2 separate regions of the Homo sapiens genome follow, and region 2 is linked to region 1. The links are chromatin contacts, found by Hi-C or POLR2A ChIA-PET in ENCODE. All regions are on one chromosome and are shown on one strand. The core of a region is the stretch at or near the end of the contact, and the rest is flanking DNA. Distances in the headings are between cores, read along the strand shown. Region 1 has its middle 12 kb from the start of TMEM30B. Region 2 overlaps PRKCH (protein kinase C eta).

The links. Hi-C counts contacts between places; a loop is a spot of excess contacts on that map. ChIA-PET counts read pairs that join two places held with the same protein, here RNA polymerase II (POLR2A). Pooled maps may share reads with other maps.
Region 2: a pooled map shows a loop between it and region 1 (3-fold over the local background). The contact joins two enhancer-like sites. A Hi-C loop is called at or near these places in 3 of 50 pooled maps. POLR2A ChIA-PET finds 5 or more read pairs at or near these places in 2 of 52 experiments (T-cell and naive thymus-derived CD4-positive, alpha-beta T cell).

The regions. Positions count from the first base shown.
Region 1 is chr14:61,267,302-61,271,952 of GRCh38, forward strand. It overlaps a transcript of PRKCH not described here. Among named protein-coding and RNA genes, the nearest start is that of TMEM30B, 12 kb to the right of the region's middle. RefSeq lists an enhancer at 2,610-3,109. Within about 2 kb of position 2,475, at least 3 of the 41 ENCODE cell types and tissues checked have a DNase peak (open chromatin) inside an H3K27ac peak, as active enhancers do.
Region 2 is chr14:61,437,739-61,442,496 of GRCh38, forward strand. All of the region lies in intron 2 of PRKCH (protein kinase C eta), which reads left to right. Among named protein-coding and RNA genes, the nearest start is that of PRKCH-AS2, 110 kb to the right of the region's middle. RefSeq lists an enhancer at 1,535-1,904. Within about 2 kb of position 1,458, at least 21 of the 41 ENCODE cell types and tissues checked have a DNase peak (open chromatin) inside an H3K27ac peak, as active enhancers do.

The DNA of each region.
Region 1 (4,651 bases), core at 1,225-3,724:
ATGCTCGGAGCCTTGATGTATGCCTATCTAGCAAAGCTTCCCGGTTCAAGGAGACCTCAGGGACTGAGAAAGACTCTTTAATATTCTCACTCTTCTGACACTCTAGCCCCAAGTGCATCCTTCCAGTGAGGTATATTACATGGGCTTCAGACGAACTACATGTAGGCTTTGATCTCTGAGCCCCTCAGCTACCCTTCTTGTGATCCTGAAGGTTGGTTGGACTGAATCCAATAATTATAGTGAGATGCTGAAGGCTGAGGAGCTGATTCATGTTGGCATCCGGCACACTGTTTTATTCTTTTAGTATTCGTTTACATCAGAGGAGTGAGAGCATTTTAAAAATTCCATTTTCTTCTCAGAATGGATTGATAGTGCAGGCAGTGGAAATTGAGTGAATACACCTTTTCAGTTAATGCCATCTTATGTCATCTGGTTTTGAATTCAAAAGCATTTTTTCCACTGTCTTGTTGTTATGCTGTATAATTTATTGAATTTAAGATGTCGAGAATCATAAGATGCACCATTACGTTATGTACCACTAAGAAAAAAAATGCTGCCAATTAAAATATCACCTAACAATTTTTTACATTTTTTGCACTTTATCCTTATTAAAAGGGTGCTTTTATATTTGTTTAGATAGATTTTTCTTACGTATCATGCTTCTGCTGATATGAAAAGAAAAATATATTTAAAATAAACTAAGCTTTATTTTTGCTAAGATTTTCCTAAAATTCCTTCATGTTCAGAGTCCAACTCTTCGGAATCCCTTAAAGACAGAATCTTCAATGTCTATGTTATTGTACACAATGCAGTGTTTTGCCCCAAATATGACAGTACTGCACAATGACAGCTACATCCTGACCATTACCTGGCTGACAGTGAGTCTGTCTAAGTGCCAGCAATTGTAACATGCCATGGATTGTGAGAAGCCAAGACTTTGATATACATCCTGATTTTAGAAATGTTAAAATGTGGGGGGAAGTGCAGCTTAGAATGGAAGAAATATTTGTTTTGGTATTGAAGAATGGTACCAGCTTCACTTACACACAATTTTAAAATAGTTTACAAAAATTTATATTTCTGGCCGGGTGCGATGGCTCACACCTGTAATCCCAGCACTTTGGGGGGCTGAGGCAGGTGGATCACCTGAGATCAGGAGTTCGAGACCAGCCTGGCCAACTTGGTAAAACCCCGGCTCTACTAAAAACACAAAAGAATTAGGTGGGCATGGTGGTCCATGCCTGTAGTCCCAGCTACTTGGGAGACTGAGGCAGAAGAATCACTTGAACCCGGGAGGCGGAGGTTACAGAGAGCCGAGATCGTACCATTGCACTCCAACCTGGGTGACAGGGCAAGACGCTGCCCCCTGCCAAAAAATATATATATATTTCTTAGGTTCAATATCAACCTCAAAAAGTAGGCAAAGTTTAAATCATTCCCACCTAAAGCTTTTTGCTTTGATTGAATGACTGTTCCAGTACAAGCAATTCAAAGCAATTCATAGAATGCTAACTGGGCATACTTAATTTTGCTTCTGGAAAGACTCTGGAGGCTTTCTGCTCCAGAAAGAAGTGACTATTGTAAGTGTATCAGTCAGTCCATTAAGCTGTGAGTCAGTTTCATACAGTTCCTGGGAAAGGCATCTGCCAATATTTATTGGTCTTCCACTTAAAAAGAAAAATATAGTTTCAAATATAAAAAGACATATTCTTCCTATTTGGCAAAGACATTTGGTGAAAAGAAAAAAAGTGGCAGTCTTTTCCATTTTTTGTGCCTATGCTTATGACAAAGTAAATGACGTGTACTTTTCCAAAGTTAGAGCCAAAAATTTTTTCTTTATGACATAGTTGTAAAACTAACATATTTGTGAAAAAGTTTTTTTAGAGAAAAAAGAAATTTGTAGTAACCACTAGAATCATATTGCAGAAAATATTATTTGAATAAAAATTAATGATAAATTTTTTGATCACTTAATCATAATGTATAGAAAGTCACAAAATTGTCATAAAATTTATAAACATCCAAACTTTATTTACTCCCAGGAATTTTAATTAATTAATTAATTTTTATTTAAGTTTTAAGTTCAGGGGTACACGTGCAGGTTTGTTACATAGGTAAACTCACGTTATGGGGTTTGTTGTACAGATTATTTCATCACCCAATTATTAAGCCTAGTATCCATTGGCTATTTTTCCTGATCCTCTCCCTCCTCCCAACCTCCACCCTCTCATGGGCCCCAGGGTGCGTTGTTCCCCTCTATGCGTCCATGTGTTCTCATCCTTTAGCTTTCACTTATAAGTGAGAACATGCGGTATTTGGTTTTCTGAGGAGCTTTAATTTCTATAGCTACTATTTACATGCACATACACAATCCCCTAAGAGCAGATTTTTTTTGCTGTCGTTTGCATTAGACCCAAAGGTAATTAAATGCTGGTGATTCTGTCTATGTCCAGCGGAGGGCAGCAGTGCACATCTTTAGAACGGGATTCTCATTACAGATTGGACCGACAATCAACCTGAGAAATTGTACGCTGCGTTCCGTGTCGCTGCAGTCAGGCTCCGGCCACAGGTCCCGTCAGGGGCAGCGAGGCCACGGCGAGGTGACTTCAGGGGGCCAGGTGGCAGAGTTGAATCCTTTTCTCAGTTCTGTAGAACGACCTTCCCCAGTCCCCGGGTGTACAGCGCAGGAAAAATGCAAGACTCTATGACATGCAAAGGGGCTGGCACTGAGCCCACTGCTTGGCTGCTGAGTTTACCTTTGGTAGTAAATTTGAGGAAATGTGGCTAAAATGCTACTTATTCCCTTCCCAAGATTTCTGTCTTAGGGTTAATTTCTACTTAGATTGCATGGCCTCCCGCTTTCTGCTCTGATGAAAGACACTGAGGTTGGGCATGGTGGCTCACACCTGTAATCCCAGCACTTAGGGAGGCCAAGGCAGGAGGATCACTTGAGGCCAGGGGTTCGAGACCAGCTTGGCCAACATAATGAGACCCCTGTCTCCACAAACATTTTTTAAAAAGAAAAAAGACAATGAGGAGATGTCATGGCTTTGGTGCTATGAGTCTGTAATACAAAAGCCATCTCTCCACGCTAGCAGTGGCCAGGATTTTTCCTCCCTCATACAGTGTCTATACTCACCAAAATTCCAAGGGGACTTACCTGCAGGGGCTCCTGTGTTCTTTTGAACTTTCCACTAAAATGGAGTGCACTGGGCAGTAGTCCACCTAATGTCATTTTTGTTTTTCAACTTAAAGAAAACACATTTAAAAATTATCCAAATTTCTTAATGAGGTCGCAAATGCTTAGGAATGAATTATTCTAACCTTGTGCATTACTTGAGTCTATAGAAGCACTGGATGCAACACAGAAAAAAGTAGACTCTAAAGGTATCATGATGCAATGGCTCACACCTGTAATCCCAGCACGTAGTGAGACTGAGGAGGGAGGACTGCATAAACCCAGGAGTTGGAGGCCAGTGAGGCCCACATAGCAAGACCCTGTCTCTACAAAAAAATTTAAAAATTAGCTGGGTGTGATGGCATGTGCCTGTAGTTCATGCTAGTCAGGAGGCTGAGGTGGGAGGATCACTTGGGCCCAGGAGGTCAAGGCTGCCGTGAGCTGTGATTGCATCACCGCACTGCAGCCTGGGTGGCAGAGCAAGTCCCTGTCTCAAAAAACAAAAGCACAAACAAGTAAAGGTGTCATGAAAGTTTAAGTCTTAGACTCCCTGGCAACCTTTTCATCAGCGCAGAGTAAATTCTCCAGACTGTTATTATCAGTGCTGAAGAGTGTATACAATGTGTGCACAACTTAAGGAATAATAGCAAGATGGACACTAGTGTACCCACCTCCCACAGTATTACTAGTACTTTGATACACTGTTTGCCCTCCCTGCCGCCATTCACCCCCTCTCTCCCAGGGATAACCACTCTCCTAAATTGTTATCTTTTCTGTGTTTTTCATTATAGTATGAATTTCTCTCTATTCTGTTCCATTGGTCTACTTGCCTACCCTACACTAAAATCACCCTGTCCAAGTCACTGAAGCTTTCCAGTGAAGTCTTCAGTTCTGGTAGGTCAAGTGAAATCCCCCTCCACCTTCTCACGCCTTCAACTCCAGTTCTTTTTCAGGGCTGTCTTGACTATTCTTGTTCCTTCACAGATTTAGTCTTAACATTCATGATTAATCATTATTTGCATAAAAACTAAAAGAAAATTAGAGGATGAGAAGTTGACTCCTTTAGCGAGCCTCTCAGTCGGCCAACCTGGTTTGAATTCTGGCTCTCTATACTGCCTGTGCTGCCTTAGACTAGTTATTTAACCTCTCTGAACCTGGCTTCCTCATCTGTGAAATGCAGTTAATATTAGCACCTACTTCATAGGATTGTTGTGAGGAGTACAATGTGATAGGCAAAGCACTCAGAACATTGCCTGGAAAGTGCTCAACAAATGGCAGCTATTTGTTTTGTCACTGCTGACTTTGAATAGCCAGGGAGCTTCTGAAGTCACACTGCCCTCAGCTGGAAACCTGGCTGTCCCCAACCAGCTGCATAACACTGGACCACTTTCTTTCTCTCTTCAAACCTCTGTTTCTGAATTTGCATAATGGGGATAATATTAGGGTTGTTTAAAGATGACATGGGGCCGGGCG
Region 2 (4,758 bases), core at 208-2,707, 170 kb after region 1:
TCTCTAGGCCCCAATTTCCTAGGTATTCATTCTTCTTCTAGACAATAGACAGTTGAATTAAAAAATCCTTTCTATCGACCAGGTGCAATGGCTCACACCTGTAATCCCAGCAGTTTGGGAGGCCGAGGCAGGAGGATCACTTGAGCCCGTGAGTTTGAGACCAGCCTAGCAACACAGCAAGACCCTGTCTCTTAAAAAAAAAAATCCTTTCTATTCCTAGAACTCTAGGGTAGTGTGAAGTAAGGGTTTTCACAGTTACACTAGGTAAGTTACTACCTGTCGGGTACTTCTCTAATTATGCTGTGCTTATTAACTTATCAAGTCCTCAAATGGCCCTATGAGGAACATATCCTTTATGTTCTATAGATGAGGAAACTGAAGCATTGGATGTTAAACAACTTGCCCAGGGCCACCGAGCTTATAAGGGAAGAAGCCGTCTGCACACCCCAGGCTCCAGATTCCACAGCCTCAACCACCAAACTCTCTTGTCTGTCGTCATATAGAAGGCTGTTCTGTTTTCTCAGTGTAGCCCCCTTAAAGATAAGCCACAGTAAACCACAGTGCTTTTGATATTAGGCAAATTAAACTTGAGTTCAATCGTATGTTACACTGAATCAAAGTTATATTCGCTGTGCATTTTACGCCAGTAATTCTGGAAACTAAAAAGTGCCATGCCAGAAATTTTCTCTGATTTAATTTGCTTACAATCATTTTAAAAATGAGGAGCTGTGATCCACGCTTTTGCCCCAGGTTGGAATATTTTAGAAGTACTTTCAAATATATATTTCTGCTGCTGGGATATAAAACCATAAATTCGAGCAGATAGAACAAAAGACCAAAGAGGATGATGTATTTACTGTTTTTGAGTTAAAGTTACAACAGTTTACAGAATCACAGCAACCGAGAATAGGAGTTCTCAGAGACATACTCCTCATCCACAGAAGCCTCACATGACCAACACAAGTTTCAGTCCAGTGCAACTTTTTGCAAATGAAAACTTACCCTGGGGTTGTTTGGTGACTCCTAGTCACATGTGCTTTCTAAAGTTCTCAAAACAAGCATGGGGTGACAGTCCAGTTTTATGAAATATAATTTTAGTTCAGAAGAGATGGGATTTTAGAATAGTTAATCTTCATTATATTTGACATAATTACTCTGCACCCTGTGGATGGGGTGGCTTTTCAAAACCCACTTCTGGTGAGGCAGACCAGGGCTCCAGGCCAGCACCCCTCTGGAGATTGGAATGTGAATTTCCGTGCTGGGACACAGAGCCAGCTTCCTATTTATTTAGAGCCATTGGGCACCTAAGGAGCCAAACAGAAGTTGTGATGCAAGTTTTGGCTGCAGAGCATGTTAGGGTTGCCTGACGTGTCTAACTAAAACATGATCTGAGAGATTTCTCAAAGCCCTGGTTGATTTAAGCACCATAGTATTCAATAGGGTTTTTTTTTAGTCCTTTTAACTCAGTCCTAAGTAAACAGGAGGCGGTGCAAACAATGAGGAAGTTCCCTCTGCATTCCGATGGTGAAGTGGGGTTGGAGTCTGTAGGCAAGTGAAGAGCGTGTGGGAGAGCTGTTTCCTTTTGCTCATGGCAGCAGTCTAGAACATGGTGACAGTGAAAGTCATTGGAAGCCATGGGGGCCCATTTTCTTTATGTGACCAAATGTCTTGCAAAGTCCCAGGTGTGTGTGTAGGTGCATGAGTGTGTATGTTTGTTTTCTAAACGAAGCACACGTGCAAAATAATGTAAAAGGGCAGAGTGAAGTTTGTCCATGTCCCTGTATGAAAGTGCATGGGAAGTGCCTGGGGCAGAAGTGAAAGAGACACGGCCCCAGGTCGTGAGAGAAGACATTGAGGTGCACTCCCGGCCTGCTGTGGGAACAGTGGGTTAGCATGTCACCGGTGCACTCCCAGGCTGCTGTGGCAACAGTGGGTTAGCATGTCACCCGGCTTTAGGATTTGGGGGAGTTTGCTCAGGCTCTGAGGCAGGTAGGTTAAGGCTAATTTAACTCTTAATGGTTGGAAGGAAAGAGGGAAGGGCCGTTTAGGAAGGTGAAAAGGCAGGAGTGAAGGTGGCAAGAAATGATTGGCATGCAGTTTTTTCCTAAATCCTCCTCTGGTTATAAGGAATCAACTGGAAAATTGCAGTGGCAATAGCTGTTAAGAAAAAAAATAGGATTCAGTTGATGAAATATTAAACATGCAAGTGGGCTGGTCTTTTAACCAATCTTTGTAGTATTAAGGGATTAAAAAGTTAATTCTTGGTAATTAGATCCCCAGGGAGAACTTAATTTGCATCTATACATGATAAGTGTTTACTATTAATAATTCAAGACAAGTTTTGCTTTGGCCGGTATTGAGCTGGGTCTCAGGCTGGTGATAACAGAGGCTGGATAGAGAGTGATACCATTAGCCTAATTTTGTCATCTGCAAGCAAAGGAATGTTAAAATCTGTTCACTTCGTGGTTTCTAAATGACTTCTAGAAGTATCATGAGTGGAAGAGGGCAGTGTAGTGTAGTAACTTTTGTTCTTCCGCAGTCCTTAGAACCTGTCAGGATTATTGGTTATGACACTGTTCCCACAGGGTGGACAACAGGGGCATTTTTATCTTCTTGAGACATATGGGAAACTTAAGAAGGAAAGTAACTAGGCTGTTTGCCAAAGATTACACCTACCTCCAAACAAAAACTGAGGCAGGTATAATTTTAACTGTGCTGGAATCTCTGAAGATGTTGGTGTCTTGGCCAAATTCATTTGGACTCTTTCTGCATTTCACTCTTTGAGATCTATTGTGTAGACTCTAATTTCTTTGACAGGTATTGTCACATTGGTCTCCACAAAAATTATTATTGAAAGCCAGGCATGGTGGCTCACGCCTGTAATCCCAGCACTTTGGGAGGCTGAGGCGGGTGGATCACAAGGTCAAGAGATCAAGACCATCCTGGCCAACATGGTGAAACCCTGTCTCTACTAAAAATACGAAAATTAGCTGGGCTTGGTGGTGTGCACCTGTAGTCCCAGCTGCTTGGGAGGCTGAGGCAGGAGAATAGCTTGAACCTGGGAGGTGGAGGTTGCAATGAGCTGAGAACACGCCACTGCACTCCAGCCTGGTGACAGAGTTAAACTCTATCCAAAAATAAAAATAAAAAATAAAAAATTATTATTGAAATAACTACATTTTTTTTCTTTTTTTTTTGGAGAGAAAGTCTTGCTCTGTTGCCCAGCTGAAGTGCAGAGGTGCAATCATGGCTCATTATAGCCTCAACCTCCTGGGCTCAAGTGATCCTCCCTAGTAGCTGAGACCACAGGTGCACACTTGGCTTTTTTTAAAATTTTTTTTGGTAGAGAAGGAGTTTCATTATGTTGCCAGACTGGTCTCCAATTCCTAGGCTCAAGTGATCTCCCACCTCAGCCTCCCAAATTTCTAGAATTAAAGATGTGAGCCACTGCACTTGCCCTAAATAACTACATTTTTTTGAATGCTGCGATGTGCCTAGCTTTGTGCTAAGCTCTTTGAATGTGTTACCTGATTCAGTCCTTGGGAAAACCCTAGGAAGAAGGGGCCACCTGATTTCTAGATGGGAACCCTGAGGCTTAGCAAGAAAAAGAGAGCCGGTGTGGTAGGGTCAGGACTGGAGCCCGGTTTATACTCCTACTGACAGGATGGGGATGCCTGTTTCACCTCACCCTTGTTAAAAAGGACACTTTAGCAATCCTTTTAAGTATTTGCCAGCTTAAGAGGTAAAAATGTGATTTAGCTTCTGGTTCTTATGCGTCCGTCTTGGGTAGCATTGGACATCTTGGCATGGTTATTGGCTGTTTGCACTTACAGTTTTAGGAATTGCCTCTTCACATCCTCTGCCCCATTTTTACTGGATTGTTCATACTTTTAAAAATTGATTTCTGTGTATTATAAATAGTAACCCTTTGTCATGTGTTACAAGTCCTCTTCTCCCTCAGTTTCTTTCTTTCAATTTTCTGCTTTGTATTTTTTTTTTTTTTTTTGCCAAATAGAACTTTAAATTTCTTAAATTGCAAATCTGTGAACTTTGGATGCCTTTAGAGTTTATTATCCCTTTAAAAAAATTTTTTTAAGAGATGGGGCCTCAGTATATTGTCCAGGTGGTCTTGAACTCCTGGACTCAAGCAGTCCTCCTGCCTCAGCCTCCCAAAGTGTTGGTATTACAGACATGAGCTACTGTACCCGGCCAAGTTTTATTATCCTTATCTTATCCTAGGAGTATAATATTTTTCTGTGTTTTCTTATTGTTCTATAATTTCCTTTGTAACAGGTATCTGAGATTATCTTTGAAATCTTCTGTCTCTTCCAGGGTTTAAAATTTTTTAGCAAATTATTATTTCATGGTTTCTTAAATTTCCTTTGTTTCAATGATTAAAGCATTATTGAGGAAATAAGCTATATTTTATTAATCACAAGTCTCTGCATACACTAGAAAAATTCTAGTATAATTATTTGGAAGACATAATGATGTAGTTTTCAGAGTCCTCAGATTAGAAGCCACTGTTTTAAAAGCGTGAGGTTAGAAAAGGAATTTTGCACCTATTCCAGGTTAATTTCTACCTATTCCAGGTTAACAGAGGTGATCCTGTACCAATGGGTTTTGGACAGAGCTCTCATAGTCTGTGCTGTGGGCGATTCCCTCATTTAGTTTGCGAGGATACCAGAATTAAAGGAAAATAATGAGAAATGCTTATAGCTCATAGATAGACGCGAGGTCACAGACAGCCAGACTGGA